Linked DNA regions of Homo sapiens: region 1 is linked to region 2. The links are chromatin loops, found by intact Hi-C in ENCODE. Cell type or tissue: Calu3. All regions are shown on one strand. Each heading gives the region's core, and the rest is flanking DNA. Links, peaks and the distances in the headings are about the cores only.

The links. Hi-C counts contacts between places; a loop is a spot of excess contacts. Peaks named below come from ENCODE experiments on the same cell type or tissue, not always from the same donor. Only the 100,000 strongest peaks of a DNase experiment are listed, where the experiment ranks them.
Region 1: it touches region 2 in a loop (10-fold over the local background); 3 of 110 quality-filtered maps call a loop at or near these places.

The regions. Positions count from the first base shown.
Region 1 is chr2:7,770,002-7,778,339 of GRCh38, reverse strand. No RefSeq gene overlaps it. Among named protein-coding and RNA genes, the nearest start is that of LINC01871, 48 kb to the right of the region's middle. RefSeq lists an enhancer at 4,589-4,638. In Calu3, for the core only: no CTCF peak of the experiment used is centred there; a DNase peak (open chromatin) is centred at 4,739.
Region 2 is chr2:7,821,941-7,830,278 of GRCh38, reverse strand. LOC105373408 (a long non-coding RNA gene) reads left to right here. Exons shown (of 4, transcript XR_922750.1): 2 at 1,743-1,923; 3 at 5,655-5,791. Among named protein-coding and RNA genes, the nearest start is that of LINC01871, 100 kb to the right of the region's middle. In Calu3, for the core only: no CTCF peak of the experiment used is centred there; a DNase peak (open chromatin) is centred at 4,468.

The sequences.
Region 1 (8,338 bases), core at 317-8,316, 52 kb after region 2:
CGGGTTCAAGTGATTCTCCTGCCTCAGCCTTTCAAGTAGCTGGGATTACAGGTGCATGCCACCACATCCGGCTAATTTTTGTATTTTTAGTAGAGACAGGTTTTCACCATTTTGGCCAGGCTGGTCTCAAACTCCTGACCTCAGGTGACCCGCCTGCCTCACCCTCCCAAAGTGCTGGGATTACAGGTGTGAGCCACCGTGCCCGGCCCCTCCCTCTCACTTCTAAGTTCTGTTAGCACTTTTGTTATCTAGTTCTATTCTGGATGCCTGGCATTTTTTCATTGGTGTCCCATTTTCTTATGAACTGAATTGTGTGTTGAGGCCCTAACCCCACTGTGATGATATTTAAGGATAAAGCTTTTAAAGAAGTAATTAAGGTAAAATGAGATCACACTGATAGCCCTAATCCAATCTGACTGGTGTCCCGGTAAGAAGGGGAAGGCACCAGGGGAGAGGGTGATTGTGTACAGAGGAGAGGCCACATGAGGACAGAGCAGGAAGGTGGCGTCTGAGAGCCAAGAAGACAGGCCTCCAGAAGAACCAACCCTGCTGACTTCTTAACCTTGGACTTGAGCCTCTAGAACTCTGAGAAATGAATTACTATTGTTTAGGACATCACGTCTGTGGGACTTTGTTATGGCAGCCCTCACAGGCTAACATACCTTTCTCTGCCTTAAGCCAAATGGACCCTTAACTGCTACCCTCAATCCCAGGACTGAAGCCTGTCCTTCCAGAGAACTTCAGTCACTCACTCTTTGGTCTGGCTGAGTTTATCTGATTCTCCTCCACCCCCCAGAGGTAACGTCCTACTCACCTCACTGCACAGCCCCAAGTACCAGGGACAGGAAACTATCACGCATTAATCCGAGGGCAAATGAAGAGGCTGCAGCAAAGACGTCGCTTTAAGGGATGGCATTCATTGTCCATTCTGCTTTTTCTTTAAGGCCATTTATATTTGCTGTGCCCAGCAGCACACTCCACCCAAAGCGCTATAGCTGTCTGGTTTTCATGTTTCTTGGAGCTTCATCTGCAAATGGTGTCGAAGTTGGGGCAGGTAGTACAAAGCCCTTCTTCATCCTCCCACGAAGCAGTATCCTGCCTGGCCTCTGGCTCCAGTTCGGGTCTCCACCAGCCATTTGTGAGCACTGTGTCATTGCACAGTGGAGGTGAGGTCTGGAGCGAGTTAAGCAACATCTACTTCCGTCACTTTTCCTCCTAAACAACCAGAGAGAATCTCTAGTTTGTGCTCTTTATGTTAGGCCCTGCTCCAGCTTAGCTCTTTCTAAGCAGTCCCCAAATCCCCTGTGAAAACACCTTCAGGTATCCTTGCCCTCCAGTGCACAGGCATCCCCAGTTGGGTCAGAATCCAGCAGCAGACACAGATCAGGTTCACGCTGGGCAGTCTCTGCTTCTCATGCATGCCTGGTCGTCAGGGAGGAAGATGAGAGCGCCCAGAAGCCAGAGGAGAAATGAAAGAGGCTTTCACCCCCAAAATGAGCTTATAAGAAGACAGAAATTGGCTGAGCCAGGCGGTGGCTCACGTCTGTAATCCCAGCACTTTGGGAGGCTGACACGGGCGGATCACAAGGTCAAGAGATTGAGACCCTCCTGACCAACATGATGAAACCGCGTCTCTACAAAAAATACAAAAATTAGCTGGGCGTGGTGGTGTGTGCCTGTGGTCCCAGTTACTCAGGAGGCTGAGGCAGGGGAATCTCTTGAACCAGGGAGGCAGAGGTTGCAGTGAGCCAAGATCACACCACTGCACTCCAACCTGGAGAAAAAGTGAGACTCCATCTCAAAAAAAAAAAAAAAAAAAAAAAAAAGAAAAAGAAAAAGAAGGCAGAGATTCAGTTTCAGTCAAAAACAGAAAAACAGGAGAAAGCATGTTTGAAAGGATATCAATTATTATGACTTTAAAACCCCTCAGAAATATTTAGCCATGGAAGAAAATGCAATCACGAGACAAACATCTTGGAATCAACAAAGATAAAACTGATAAAATACCAGCCTCTTTTTCAAACAGGCACTGACAGAACCAATAGACACAGACAGCATCAGCCGTCTCGACCCTCACACTCCAAGATGTACTTACAGACAGATTCTTGTTTTGCCTTAAAATAAATGCACCTACTATTGGAAAGTTCCTCAGAGAGCAAGGCCAGGATGAGCACCCCATGGTGTAAGCTTGGTTCAGCGGAGAGCGGAGACAGGCCTGGATCAAGGTAGCGATGTGATACCCACCGACCACCCTCATCTTCCTAAGCCTCTGTGTTCTTTATCCCCTCTGTGCTATAAAGATTAAACAAGAATACGGTGTAACATGTCGAGGATAGATCAGAAACAGCCAGAAAGTATGAGGAGGTGCTCAGATCAGTCTGGTCCAGTTACAGACCCTTTTTTGAGCCTAGAAAAATCTTTGTGCTGAATCTGGCCCAGGCTTTATGAACCCTTTCTGGCTGTTCCATGCCTCTTGAACACCCAAGTTTGCCACAACTAAATGCAGTAGTTACAGCGTTTTCAGGAAACCATTCAGAATAAAAGGGAGACTTCTATGCTTACACAGTGTGTAATTATCTCTAAAAATGAACCTTCTTTCCTGAAAAGAGGACATCCAGCCAAGAGTCTTGTGAGTTCTGTGTTGGACACATGGGAGAATGAAGTTGCCTGCCTGGCGTACGTCAGTGCCTTTGGATGCATTTTTTAACTTTAAGTTTGATATCATATTTATTTTTCCTGATTACAAAAGTATGAAAATTTGTAAATCATAAAATACAAGCAAGAAGGGCCTAAAAAAATAGTTGAAGGGCCTAAAAAAAAAAAACAGATCTTGTTGGTGCATTTTGTGTGCCATTTTCACTATAACATCTCTATTATTAAGATAGAAACCTCTCTCTCTCTCTCTCTCCCCTCCCTCCCCTCCTTCCCCCCACAACCCCCCCACCCCGCCACACACAGCAGAGGCTGCTCTGTTTTGCTTACCTTTCACATTTTGCTCATCCTAAAAGACTCAGCTCACATCCCACCTTCCCACTGAAGCTTTCCGTGAGTTGCTGTTAATGCCTTCTTCGCAACTCTCCCTTCCACGCTTAAACATGTATTGCAGAAATGGTTCACAGCTTCCTTACAATTATTTTAAGTTCATCTCCTATACTAGATTGTAAATTTCATAAAGGTAGGATTGCATAGCATATTTCCTTGTACTTTTTGTGGCAGTGGAATTTTCCTATGAAGGAAGAAAAAGTGTGGAGGTTAAGAGCTGGCTAAAATGACATTGGATCAATTAACAATGAGTCCAAAGACTCAACGCAAGACAGACAATAACAATTCAAGTTCGTTCTTTTCATGGAAAGGAACTTGATAAGATTTCTTGTGGAATTTTTTATTTTATATACTTGTCACACTGAAAATTTAATATGTATTTTTCTAGCTGTTTAATATCTGATGCTCCTATTAGATTCAATTTCCAGAAGGCAGGCCCCTGATTGTTTTGCTCACCTGAGCAATGTCTCTTCAGCACCCAGCGCAGGCCCCATGAGCACAAGTACTCACAGAATAGAGAAACGAAGGCATGCCCAGCACCCTAGAGGAAGGACTGTCATAAAGAAAGAAAGAAAGAAAGTCACATTTCTGAGAACTACTGTGTGCATGTGTGCATCAGAGTGTCCTAATGTCAAATCACCTCTGTTGAGTCCCTCATAGGGTAAAACTTTCAGGGAGGGCCAGGATGTCTGCAGAAACGTTTCAGGTCCACATTTCTCCAAAGATAGAATGCACAGCTTTTAGAGACAGCTGACCTTCCATTGCTAGGGGCTTCTTAGTGGAAGTGTGCTGGAGACCATGGCTGGGGAACTGGGCTCAGTGAATTGCCATATCCTTTTCTAAACAAATGATTTTAGAATTTTATGACCAGGTGTTACCATAGTAAGACCTGCTCAGTAAAAAAACAAACAAACAAACAAACAAAAACAAAAAACACTATAGGGCTCTATCCAAGGTGCTTGTCTAACTCTCTAACCCCAGTTTCAATTTCTCGCCCTTAGGGGCAAATTGGCAGGTTGTCCCCTGCTCCTCCTGGCCCACACAGCCTTGCTTATTTGTCTCTGTGTGATTTCCTTCTGAGGTATGGCCTCAACATTCCTCTCAACATAGAGTCTGGAGAGCCACATCTGTAGACCTGTCTGGGCTCATGGGAAGTTGACTTGCGCTGTGAAGCTCTTGTAGGGCCACCTGCCACACCCCTCTGATGACAGGGGTCACTCACTGGGCTTGAATCTTCCCTTTATTTCTAAATTCACTTTTTTCTTCTCATTTGTCTGCATTTCCTTTTCTTCTATTGTCATGGTTCTCAGACTTGCAGGTGCTTCAGATCACCTTTGGCACTTGTTAAAACACAGCTTGCTGGGCCCCAGCACCAGAGTTTCTGATTCAGTAGGGAATTTGCATTTCTAACAGATTCTAGGTGATGCTGCTGTGGCTGGCCAGGGGGGCCCGCCTTGAGAGCCACTGCTGTGCTGTGACCCAGGGTGTAAGAGAGAAGCACCTACTGACCATGGACCCATGGCCAGGAACTCCGCATGGAAAAGGACAGCAGGGGTAGCCGCCCACAGGGAAGAAGCGAGCTGCTGCCAAGTGAAACCTGTGGCCAGCCCCACCTTTCTTAGCAATTCAAGCTCTGAATCAAAGTTCAGGCCAACCTTGGGAATTGTGGTTTTTAGCAACTTTGCTGAAACCAAAAACATTGCCCAACTTGAAGTGTCAAAAGCCTGCATCAAGCACTGGCTCTTCCTCTTTTCTTCCGTAGGAGCCTCCACTCCTCCGTATATGAAAGTTTCAACTGCTGTCGTCCTGAGGGTTTGGCAAGGAGGGACATTCCACAGTTGTGAGATGACTGTGTTCTAGAGAGTTGACAATGCGGCATTTGTGTGTGTGGCGACTTCCTCCATAGAAAAACTCCAGAGAGCCTCCCTTCCGATGCTGCTGATACCCTTCCTTCCCAAGGTTCAGAATCAGGGAGTCCATTTGAGCAGAATCTTAAACAATATCACACACTTATGGAGCCACATCAAGCTGGGACATGCCACTGGGTCTAGAAAAAAATTTTGAGAAAGTATTGCTGTCATAAAGCTGATGTGTTTTGCTGTGTTAGAAGGCAAGATAATCTTGCAGAGACACAGAACCAGATAATTCCTTTTAAAGCAAGGTCATGAATAATATATATAGATAGCCATAGTCGCTGAGGGAAGATAGCAGAAGAAATAAATAGAAGAGCTTTAAAAATTGGAAAGAACTTCATAAGAACAGCAATCTGGGGCCAGTCTTGGGGGAAATTTACTCTTGCAATCTAAAATGTCTGAGGGTAGTATTAGGCATGCTGTAGTGGATGTAATGTTCCAAATTCATGTGGGTCACCTTGAATTATAAGCAGAAGGCTCAACTAGGTTCACTATTCTCAATTTGAGAAGGCAAAGACATGCATACTCCATTCTATTAAGATTTCTACAAAACTAGAGAGGGGAGTATGGCTTAGCGATTAAAAGCCAAGAGTGTAGAGCCAGGCTGCCTGGATTTGAATACCAGTTCTTCCACCTACCAGCCATGTAATTCTAGGTAATCTATTGGATGTCTCTGAGCCTCAGTATTGTCATCAGTAAAATGGAAAAATGATAGTTCCTACTTTATGTCGTTTTTAGGAAGACAAAAAGCTTCAATATATGTAAAGTGCTTTGAATGGCACATATTACAACGTTGTTTATTAAATATCTGCTATAGTAGTTAATGAAGTACTGTAGTTATTTGTTAAATAAATACTCGAAGTTGAATTTTAGATGGGTCATGCTTTTAGCCATAACATTCTGTTATGGAGAGAATTCCTATGCTGTGGGAGCTCCATATTTTCTGAAACTGGTAGGAAATCAGAAGTCTTGGCTGTTATCCTCTAAGTAGAGAGAACATGGGCCTTGGAGTCCAACAGGTTTAGGTGCAAATCCTGGCTGTGCCAGTTCCAGTTCGATGACCCTGGGCAAGACGACCACCCTCAGTGAACTTCAGTCTTGTACTCTCTGACATAAATGTCAATGATTTAATTAAAGCACCTGATAAAATTTGAAATATTCACGAAGCCATCTCTAAGTGGGGGCTCATGTCAGTGTGGGTGGCAGGCAAAAGGAGTTATTACTGTAAGCTGAGGAAAGCATGGCAAAGCAATACATGCTGAGAAGCCTGAGGTGTGAACGGGGAAGGGCCCAGGGCTGAAAATCACCCGGACGACATCTGCTTTGCCCTCCTCCTCTCCAGGTGTGGCATTGGTGAGAGCACCCACTGCATGGATGCTGACCACCTGCCTGGCAGCCTCTCAGCACATTCCAGTCTGTTTTGTGAAATCAGGTGCAGATAAAAGCCATACTGAGAAAGCACCCAGAGGCCTGAGCTTTTGCCCCATCGTTGACTTAACTGACTGTGAACTTGGGCAAGTCACTTTTCTTTTCTGATGTTCTTTTATTCTGTCTGCAAAATAGCATGCCTGAGGCCCGTTCTTGTTCCAAGCCTGCTAAAATCAATTGCCCTGCCCAACAAGGCTGTGCATGAGCTTTAATTGCTCTGGGGTGTGCTGCATTGTTCTTACCTAGCTTTGTTTGTCTATGTGCTGGCTTAATGAATCTTCATCATGTAGCCTCTTCAGTTTTCTAGCCTTTGTATTTATGTCCATCAGCCCTTGCCATGGAAGGCCAGCACCTGGCCACATCGTCCTCCCTCTGTCCAAATCTCATGTCCCTTCGCCAGTTCCCTGAGTGCTGTCATCAAGGGACAGTTTAGAATTTCAAAATACTTTAGACAACAAAGGAAAACTAGGATATGGCAAAATCACATCTAACAAATATATTTCTAAAGGGTGTGTGAAGGAAAACCCAAAGGTTAGGTTAGAAATTTTAAGCCTTATTTCATCATTATTTGCACCTTATCTTCATCATCCATAGGATGGGGACAAACAAAAGCAATCTAGCAGAGTGATCTGTACAGTAAGGTCGCTAACTTGTGGTTTTTGAGTATAGTGACTTTTGCGATTGAGTTGATCATTTTATTATTTTCTTTATATGTTTTTACTTTTCTTAGTTAATGTCAATATAGATTATAAGACAAAGTGAGCTTTGGAATATCTCACAGGAATTATTGCAGTGTGGAGGCTATGGAGGGGTAGAACCTGACAGAGGGCTTGCTCTGCTGACCCTTGGCCAGCGGGGACCCAGACAGAGCACTGGATTTGGGTTTGGGAAAGGTGGACTGGGATCCTGGTCCCATCACATGTTAACGATGGGGGATGGTGCAGTTTTCCCGACCTCGGAGCTTCAGCTTCTCATTTGAGGATGAGTAAAAGTGGTGATCTGCTGGCCTGCTATGAATCTCACATGGATGAGGAAAGTTAGATCATAGAGGGAGTCCATCCACCATTCCTTAGATACAAATGAAAAGGCTGCTGCGGGTTCTAGAATAATTGTTGCACCCGCTGCCAGGATCTTAATGGAATGTGGGTTTTCCCCTACTTTTCAAGGTTTTCATTTCTGTTTTCACTACAGTACTGAGAAGAAAAAGCCCAGATCCTCAGAGCAGCAATCATAGCTTTTCACAGCCTTTTCCATGGCTGTTTTTTTTTTTTTTTTTTTTACTTAAAAATTGTCTTGAAAATGCAACAGATATAATTTTGTTTTCTTTTGCAAGTTAAAATTCAAATACTTTCTAAATGCAAAAATGTTCACATGCTGTCCTGTTTGTTGGCAGCTGCAGAGTTACCAATATTTAGGGGAAAGCACTACATAATCTGAGGTTTTTACTTTTTTTCATCTAGTGAATTTTCTTCACAACTTTACAATTGGTCTTTGGTCTATTTCTTCAACTTTAAGCAAACAAAAACAATTGACAGATGTGAAATTATACCACGGCAGGCATTGCCAAGTTAACTTTTTATCTGTTTCTGCACAGGCATCTTAGCTTTGGCCTTGAGCATTGCTACCATTAATATTTTGATTTTTAGGAAACTAATTTGAGAATTTGTTGTTTCTTGCCCAGTATGTTTTGTTGGGTTACACAGCTCTCTTCATGAGCTGATATGGTTTGGCTCTGTGTATCCACCCTAATCTCATCTCCAGTTGTAATCCCCACATATTGAGGGAGGGAGGTGATTGGATCATGGGGCGGTTTCCCCCATGCTGTTCTCCTGAGAGTGGGTAAGTTCTCACAAGATCTGATGGTTTAATAAGGGGCCCTTCTGCCTTCACTTACACTCTCTCCTGCCGCCTTGCGAAGAAGGCGCCTGCTTCCCTTCTGCCATGATTGTAACTTT
Region 2 (8,338 bases), core at 322-8,321:
AGATCTTGTCTAGAAATATAAAATCAGAAGTAATTTGCATACATATGGTATGACTAGATGGTAACTGAGAGTAGATGGGATTATATGAGAAGAAAGAAGCTTAAGAAGAAAAGAGAGCCCAAGACTGAGCTTTAAGAACACTAATACTTAAATGGCAGAAGAGAACTGAATAAACATGCAAAAGCAATACAGGAGAAAAAGACCACCCACAGATAAATAAGCAAAAGACATGAATGGCATTTCATAGAACAGAAAAAGCAAATAGGCAATAAAAGCATGAAAATATGACCACTCTTAACGAGTAATCAAGAAAATACAAAGTAAAATAACAATGAGACATCACCATTTTACAAGACAAATTAAAAAGTAATAAAACCAAGTATTGGGGAGTATGTGGAGCAATGAGGATACTTTTTGTTTGTTTGTTTGTTTCGAGACAGAGTCTCACTCTGTCACCCAAGCTGGAGGGCAGTGGCGCGATCTCCTCGGCTCACTGCAACCTTTGCCTCCTGGGTTCAAGCGATTCTCCTGCCTCAGCCTCCTGAGTAGCTGGTATTGCAGACGCCTGCCACGACACCCGGCTAATTTTTATATTTTTAGTGGAGACGGGGTTTCTCCATATTGGACAGGTTAGTCATGGACTCCTGACCTTAAGTAATCCACCCACCTCAGCCTCCCAAAATGCTGGGATTACAGGCATGAGCCGCTGTGCCTGACTGCAATGAGGATTCTTAAATGCTGGGAAAAGTACAAAATATCTATGAGAGTGTGGAGAAGCAGTTTGGCATTGTCTTGCGAATTTCAAGATGCACATAGGCTATTATAGCCCAGCAACTTTGCTTCCTGGCATATCCCCAGTGCATACCAGTGTGCATGAGCAAGAATGTTCATGGCAGCATTATTTCTAATAGCCAAAAATTGTAAACCATGCAAAGGTCCAATGACAGGACAATAGAGAAATATATCGTTATATACTTATACAATGTGTCCATAGAATGAAAAACTCAGCTGCAAAAATGAATTACTTGTGTTGATAACATTATCATGGCCAAATAACAAACACGGCATTGAATGTAAATACGAGACACAGAAGAAGACATCCATACGGTATGATAACCATTCATATAAAATTCTAACACACAACACTAAATTATTTAGGGAAATAATAAGACTAGAAAGAATGCAGGAGAATAATAGTAAAATATTCAAAGTGATGCTTATCTTTGGTACTGAGGTTGAGGTTTTGCATTGGGAATGATCACATGTGGCCTCCAAATCTCGGATAAAAGTGTTTTTACTATGCTGGGTGACATGCTTATATTTTTTATATACATGTACACTTTCTTTATATTCTTTTATATGCATAGTATCCACACAATAAAACAAAAAATTAGGAATCAAATCAGAAGTAAAAAGTAAACAAGGCACATCTCACATTTAGAAGGCAGTGTGCTTTGGGATGGTGCAAAGGTCTGAGAGGTGGCCAGGGAAAAGATGGCCAAAATGCGGATGGGGTGAAGACCATTGACTTTATGGAGGTCAAGAATTCAGCAGGTCCATATCTTTGGGTAGTCAACAAGGTGAGTATAGACAGCAACCAGGACGATCTGAGGCATCGACAGCATGTGGAACTGAGAAGGCATTGGGGTCTCTTTGCATGTAGGGGTCTACACATTGGATGCTGTTGGGAACAGCACTGGGGAAAGCCTTCACTCATTTTCAGTCACTCGTTTTTCTTCCAGAGGAGGGTCCCAAAGCTGTAAGAGAGAAAACTACTTGAGCAGAGGCCCCAGCTGGGCTGGTGGCCCCGAGGCTGACTGCGGTGTGTGCTCCTCCCTCAGGAGGCCATTGCCTTGCTTGACATCTCCTGGGCAAGTCTCCACAGAACCTCTTATCAAACTCCAAAGTCATCTTCTTCCACACGTATGTTCTAGTTTGAGTGGAAATGACAATAACCACGTTTGCGTAACCTACTGATTATGCCCAATGGATGGCAAGAGCTTTGTGTTGAGTGGCTCGTGTGTGCTAATTCTAATTATTCCCCATGATTTTTCTGTACAGTAGTTAGTTTCCAGACTGATGACGGGAAGAGTGCTCAGTGCAGATGGGAAATGCTTATTATGCTAATTGAGTTCTGCGTTGTTAGTGGAAATTATTAACTGGAGATGTTAGCAATACCTCTGGTAGAATTAAGGGGGTGACAAAGTAAAAGGCCAAGATAAATGGCACCATGTCTGTAGGATGGACTGGGCCAGGGCTCCAAGTTCAAAGGAAGAAAATAGAGATTTTGTTTGTTAAAAATTTTAATTTAAAGGGTATCACATTTTTATAGTAAAATTTACTGGAAAAGAGATAAAATGATAGGGAAATGGTTTCTGTTTATTTACTAATTCTAAATATGATAATTGCATTAAAATATAGTATTTTAACAAGAAGACACTTAGGAAATGTCAAGAAGAATAAAAGAGCAATAATCCAATGTAAACTCTAATATAACATCCATATAGTTAGACAGGAACACTGAACAAAAAAAGAAGAAAAGAAGTCAGATAGAAGAAGAGTCTCTAACAACATGTACAGAGGACAGTTGTTGAAACTAGTTGAAAAAATAACTTTAACTCCTACCAATATTCTGAAAAGCCAGAAATTGATTGTTTTTCTAGAAAAGTATAGATTAAAAATGGATTCAAGCAGGTAAATAATTTGAACATACCAATAAACATGGAAGGCCTTAAAAAATTCAAAGAATTCACTTTAATGAGTGTCCTGAAACGAGACAGTTCTAAAATTATGTTTTTTCATGCATTTGTGTTTTAGGTAAATCTGGTGTTTCATAGTATATTCCATAGAATATGATGGCGAGTAGGGAAAGAAAAAGAAATTTTATTTTATTTAATTATGAAGATAGCATAACCCTTATACTAAAATCTGAAAAATAAATTATAGAAAAATTATAGATCATCTTAATTTGATATGCTAATATCTATAATGAAATTAAACAATAAGGTATAAATATCCGTAACGAAATTGAACAGTAGAATATATAAAATATTAAAACCAGAAAGGGCTTATAACTCAGGAATTAAATAATCCTTCTCTATTAATTAATGTATAGCTACTTCACAATATACATTTCAAGAAAGATAACATATATTTAAAAATATGGTAGGTGTTAAAAATACTTGCTAAATGTTCATTTCCGTTTAAAAATGTAGTGTTACATAGTAGAATGGTAGCCTTTCAAAACATATGCCCACATCCTATTCCCTGGAACCTGCAACCTTACTTGGAAACAGAATCTTTGCAGATGTAAACAACTTAAAGACCTCGAGATGAGATCATCTGTATTATTTGAGTGGGCCCTAAATCCAATGACAAGCATATTATAAGAGACACACAGACGAAAGGCAGGCACAATACTAGGAAGCAACTAACCAGAGAGGCAGAGATTGGAGTGATGCGGCCATAAGCCAAAGGCCAGCTGGAGCTGCCAGAAGCTGGAAGAGGCAAAGGAAGAAAGTATCTGTTGCTTTGGAGGCACTAAAAGGACACCTTGATTTTGGACTGCCGGCCTCTAGAATATGAAAGAACACATTTCTGTTATTTTAAACCACCAGTTGGTGGTAAGTTTTTACATCAGTCTCAGAAAACTAATTTAAAAACTTTAAAGTATTAATAGATGGATACTTATGTATTATGATGAAAAGTATCTATCTGCCAACGCTGGACTCTGTAAGTGCTTAAAATATAACTGCAACTTCTCCTGGATAGAGCAAAGGATTTGATTGCTAAATCTTTTGGACCAATCATGAGTTTATGACAGTGGACAAGTTTGCTTGTAGGTAAACCTCACTTTCTTCATCTCTAAAACGTGGTTAACAAAACACCATTCAGAGTAATTATTACAATTTGACATAATGCATTAAAAAGTTTACACAGTTCCCAGCACACAATAAGCACGTGATAAATATATTCCATACACACAGATACACAAAAGGACATGGTACCTGGGGCCACGCTGATTGACATCTGGCAGCTTCTAATTTCATTATGTGGTTCAGTAAGACAAGTGCTATTGTACAAAAGTAAAGCTAACAAGCTTAAACCAAAGTTTATTTTTTTCTTCATATGACTCAAAAAGAAATAACATCAAAGAAAAATCAGTTACAATTACAAAATGACTAAACTATAAGAAAAGTGTAAGGACCTTTTGTATCGGCTATGAATGAGAACATACTTTCCCAAAAGCTGTCTTTAAAAGCTGTGAACACCAGAGAAAAGCAGTGCCGCACACCCAGGTGCTCTCTGTGGGCGTGCTCTGCAGATGACTTGGGGTTAGGAAAGTGAGTTTCTAGAATTCTTGGCTTGTGCATCTGAGAGGTACTTTCCTCGGCTTGTTTGTTTTGCGTGAAGAGTTGCTAGGAATGATTCAGAATGTACATGTTTGTGTAGTGAAAGTCCTGGGGTTCTGGCATCCAGTGAGGGTCCTGGCCCCTGTACAAAGTCTTCTTTCTCATGTGGGAGCTGGCTGCTCCCCGGAAGTGGGTATAAAAGTCAGACAGCATTCCTCTCATTCCCAACCAAACAGGTCTCTCACAGAGAGGGAAATAAATGTCCCACTGGCCTGTGTGGGGGCGTTCCGGAAAAGGGCCTATTTCCATTCTCCAGGCACTTCTACAACTGCCCTGATGTCTGGAAGAGCCTTCGTGATTGGTGAAAATACAACTGATTTTCTAGTAGAAATATAGCTTCCCTCCAGAAGATCTATTCCACCTGAGCAAGAAGCTGGTTCTTTAGGCTGAGGATGGTATGGAGACTGTCTTAGTCTGTTTTGTGCTGCTATAACAAAATACCAGAGACTGAATAATTTGTAAATAACAGAAATGTATTCCTCACAGTTCTGGAGGCTGGGAAGTCGAAGACCAAGGTGCCAGCAGATTTGGTGTCTGGTCTGTTTCTAAGGTGGCACCTTGTTACTTCATCTTCCAGAAGATACAAAGGATGTGTCCTCACATGACAAGGCCAAGTGAGCTGAATACTGCTTGAAGTCTCTTCTATAAAGGCCTCAATTCCATTCTCAAGAGAGGGGCCCTCATAGCTTAATCACCTCTTAAAGGTCTCATCTCTTACTACCACCACATTGACCATTAAGATTCAACACCTGAAGTTTGGAGGGGACCCATTCCAACCCTAGCAGGGATTACCTCTCCTGTCCTTCCACTCATCAGTGAAAGGATGCCTCTGTCCCCCTCTCCTGTTTCTGGACCTATTAGATTTAAGGACATTTAGAAAGGGAGAAATGGCTGAGGAAGTTAAAAAAAAATGGTTTGATAAACTGTGGAATAAAAATAATCTCCATAGAACTTAATTGGTACTTTTTACTTGAGGGAAATCCATGTGGCCCCAGTTAGCATGATTATTTTTGGTCATGCTTGACATCTATGTTTGCAAGAATATTAATTTATTTGGCTGACAAGCCATGAAATGTCTATCTTTATGTTTCCCATTTGGTTATTCATCCTATGCATTAGGGAAAACACAAAGAAACCTAAAGACACCAGTAGGTGGTCCAAGTGGGGAGGCAAACACTGGCAACTGACACATCTTGCTATGTGTAAAAATCTATGCTCACGTCGCTCTGTTTTATTCCACAGGTTGTGCTATTAGAGATTAGAGGAGTTAATGTAGGTGCAGCTTCCTCACAGAAAATGCAAGACACACAAGGGCTGCTTTCAGCATTCTGCTTGATCGTGCACAGCTAGACGCAGAGCACTCAGGAGCACACAGGAGGGTAATAAAAATCACATCCACCATGCTTTCTGGTTTGCAAAAGCCCTTTGGGAATGTCATCTCATGTGCCTGAATGCAGTGCTCCCTACCTCTGCTTCTCACAGTGGGGTTCTCCTTCCAGATCCTGGTGTCCAGGAGAAACCTAGACATGGTCTTTATCACATTCAGACACTTCTCCATCTGCATGAGCAAGTACAGGATAAGGTGCTATGTTTTACTATCTTTGTACTGTCAGGGATGCAGATGGATAAGTGGTATTTTGGCACTAATTTGCAAAGCTAAAGGCCCCAGCTCCTAGTTACAAAGAATTTTTTGCTTCTCTTTAGTGGTTTCCATAGCAGTGTGTTTCTCCCCACAGAACAAGCTCTGGAAGAATTAGCACAAGAGTTTTGGAGATGATACTACTTGTTTCATTTTACAGTGCTTACCCTTTGACAATAGCTGCGTTCTTTGCTACATCTGAGGTTCATGATATTTTTATACCAAATCAAGAACTTAATTTAAAATACTGTCCAAAATAACATCTCATACAAACTTGGAAATCTTGGGAAAAAAAAATAACCAACCATTATGAAACTTTTAACCCACTCTATAATTTCAAGGGATAAAAAGCTCTTTATGTGAAAATGTATTGATAACATTTTGCCAAACACACAAGGACTCGAATCTTTCCCATGATGAAAAGATTTCTTCACCCATTGGGAAGATGTGTTTGCTTCTTATTTCATTCAACAAACACTTACTACACACAAGGTACATGCCAGCATTGCTTCAACCCTTGGAGATATACAGCCCTAGGACATTGTCCTCAAAGAACAGCAAGAGTGTAGTGTGAGATTTTTTAAAAAGGAAAAGATGAAGGCAATATGGCAGTGGTTGAGGGAGGGCTTTCCAGTGTCTGTGGAGTATGATGGAGGGGCACGGAGGTGGGGGTGGCCGTCCTCACTCCTCCGTCTGCGTGGAGGGTCAAAAGAGGAAATATACCAGCATGTGCTGGATTTGTACTATAAGCCAGACACTGCACTGTGCTGGTGGACACTCCAGCCTTACACCTTGCAAGTATGTTTGTACATATAGATTTTAAGAATTCAACAATTCTAGGAGATAGCTAGCCTTAATCCCATTTTCCAAATGATAAAACTCAGGCCAAAAGTGTTCCCAAATATATTCCTTACCCATCCCATTCTAAAGCCAAGTGTTGTAACACCGCTTCACCAGTCTTCAAAAATATGTAGCAATTGTCCAGATTTCACCATGAGCAAATGGACAAATGCCCAAATTAGCAAAAGTCGGGGTTAAATTTTGGAATAACATTAATTCAGGATTAATTAGGATTAATCAATTAATTAGGATTGAGATGGGAAAGGAGCAGCGGCAGATTGGGCAACCCTGGCATGCTTCAGTCAGGAAGGAAAACTAAATGTGGGTTGGTGCCGAAGGATTTTATAATGGGGACGGATGTTTTTAGGCGATAGCAGGTAGACACTGCATTGACAGGTGAAAATAGGGAGCTGTTGCCCAGGGAAGACCCCTTCATGCCCTGGCTATGAGATGCAGAGGAGTCATTGTTGTACTGGCTTCATGATTCTTCAGGTACCAAAGTCTGAAAACAACATTGGGTTTAGTTCTGGAGGCCCGGGTGATCCCTTCCTTCCAATCAATTGCTCTTCCTTCTGCGGAAGAACTGAATAAAGAGGGAACTTTCCATGAGGCTGAAATGTCATCCTTTGATCTCCAATCCACTATGCACCTGGACTGGACTAGCCTCATGACACCAGGATAGGACCTAATTCCAGCATTCAAGCAACTCCATGTCTGTACATATAAAACATGATTAAGGGGCAATCAAATAAGGACCACCACCCCTTCTGCCTGGCTGGACAGCAGTCCTGGAGGGCAGTCAGGTCCCTGGTGGCTGCTCCTGCTGCTGCTCAGCACCAGGTGGGCACAGTGGTCCAGGAGGACTGTGGCCTCCACACTCCTAGACGGGGAAAGCCCCCATGTGGAGGCTCCCGCTTTGCAAGGGATTTGGGGGATTGCCTCTACAGGAGCTTTTTCAAATATGCATCAAGTGTAGACAGTTCTGCAGGCCTGGGACTTCTGGACATCCCGGACTTTAGTCTTTCAGGCTCAGCTCAGGTGCAATGGGTAGGCAGAGGCTTTGTTAGTGCTTTGGACCTCCTGGGACCTCCTAGGAGTTAGCAACTGTCATGTCCACAGCAAACCCTTGCTGCTTATGTCCTTGGACCTTGGGCACACGGCTCATCTGGAGGCTAGAGGGTGAGCAGATTCTGAACAGGGTGCAGTTGGGAGGTCCAACACCCCTCCTGGGCTCAATCAGTCACCTCCTTCCTGGTTATGGCTGGGACCAAGGCGCTGGGACCCTGGAACTGTGTGACCTGGGGCCTGGGACCCAGGCACTGAGACCTCAAGCTGTGACCAGGAGCTGCACCCAGGGAGCTGGGTGGGCAGGTGGAATTCTGGGCACAATCTTTGCCAGCTTTATCTTCCTGAGCAATGTAGAATAAGAACAGGGATAAGGGCTTCT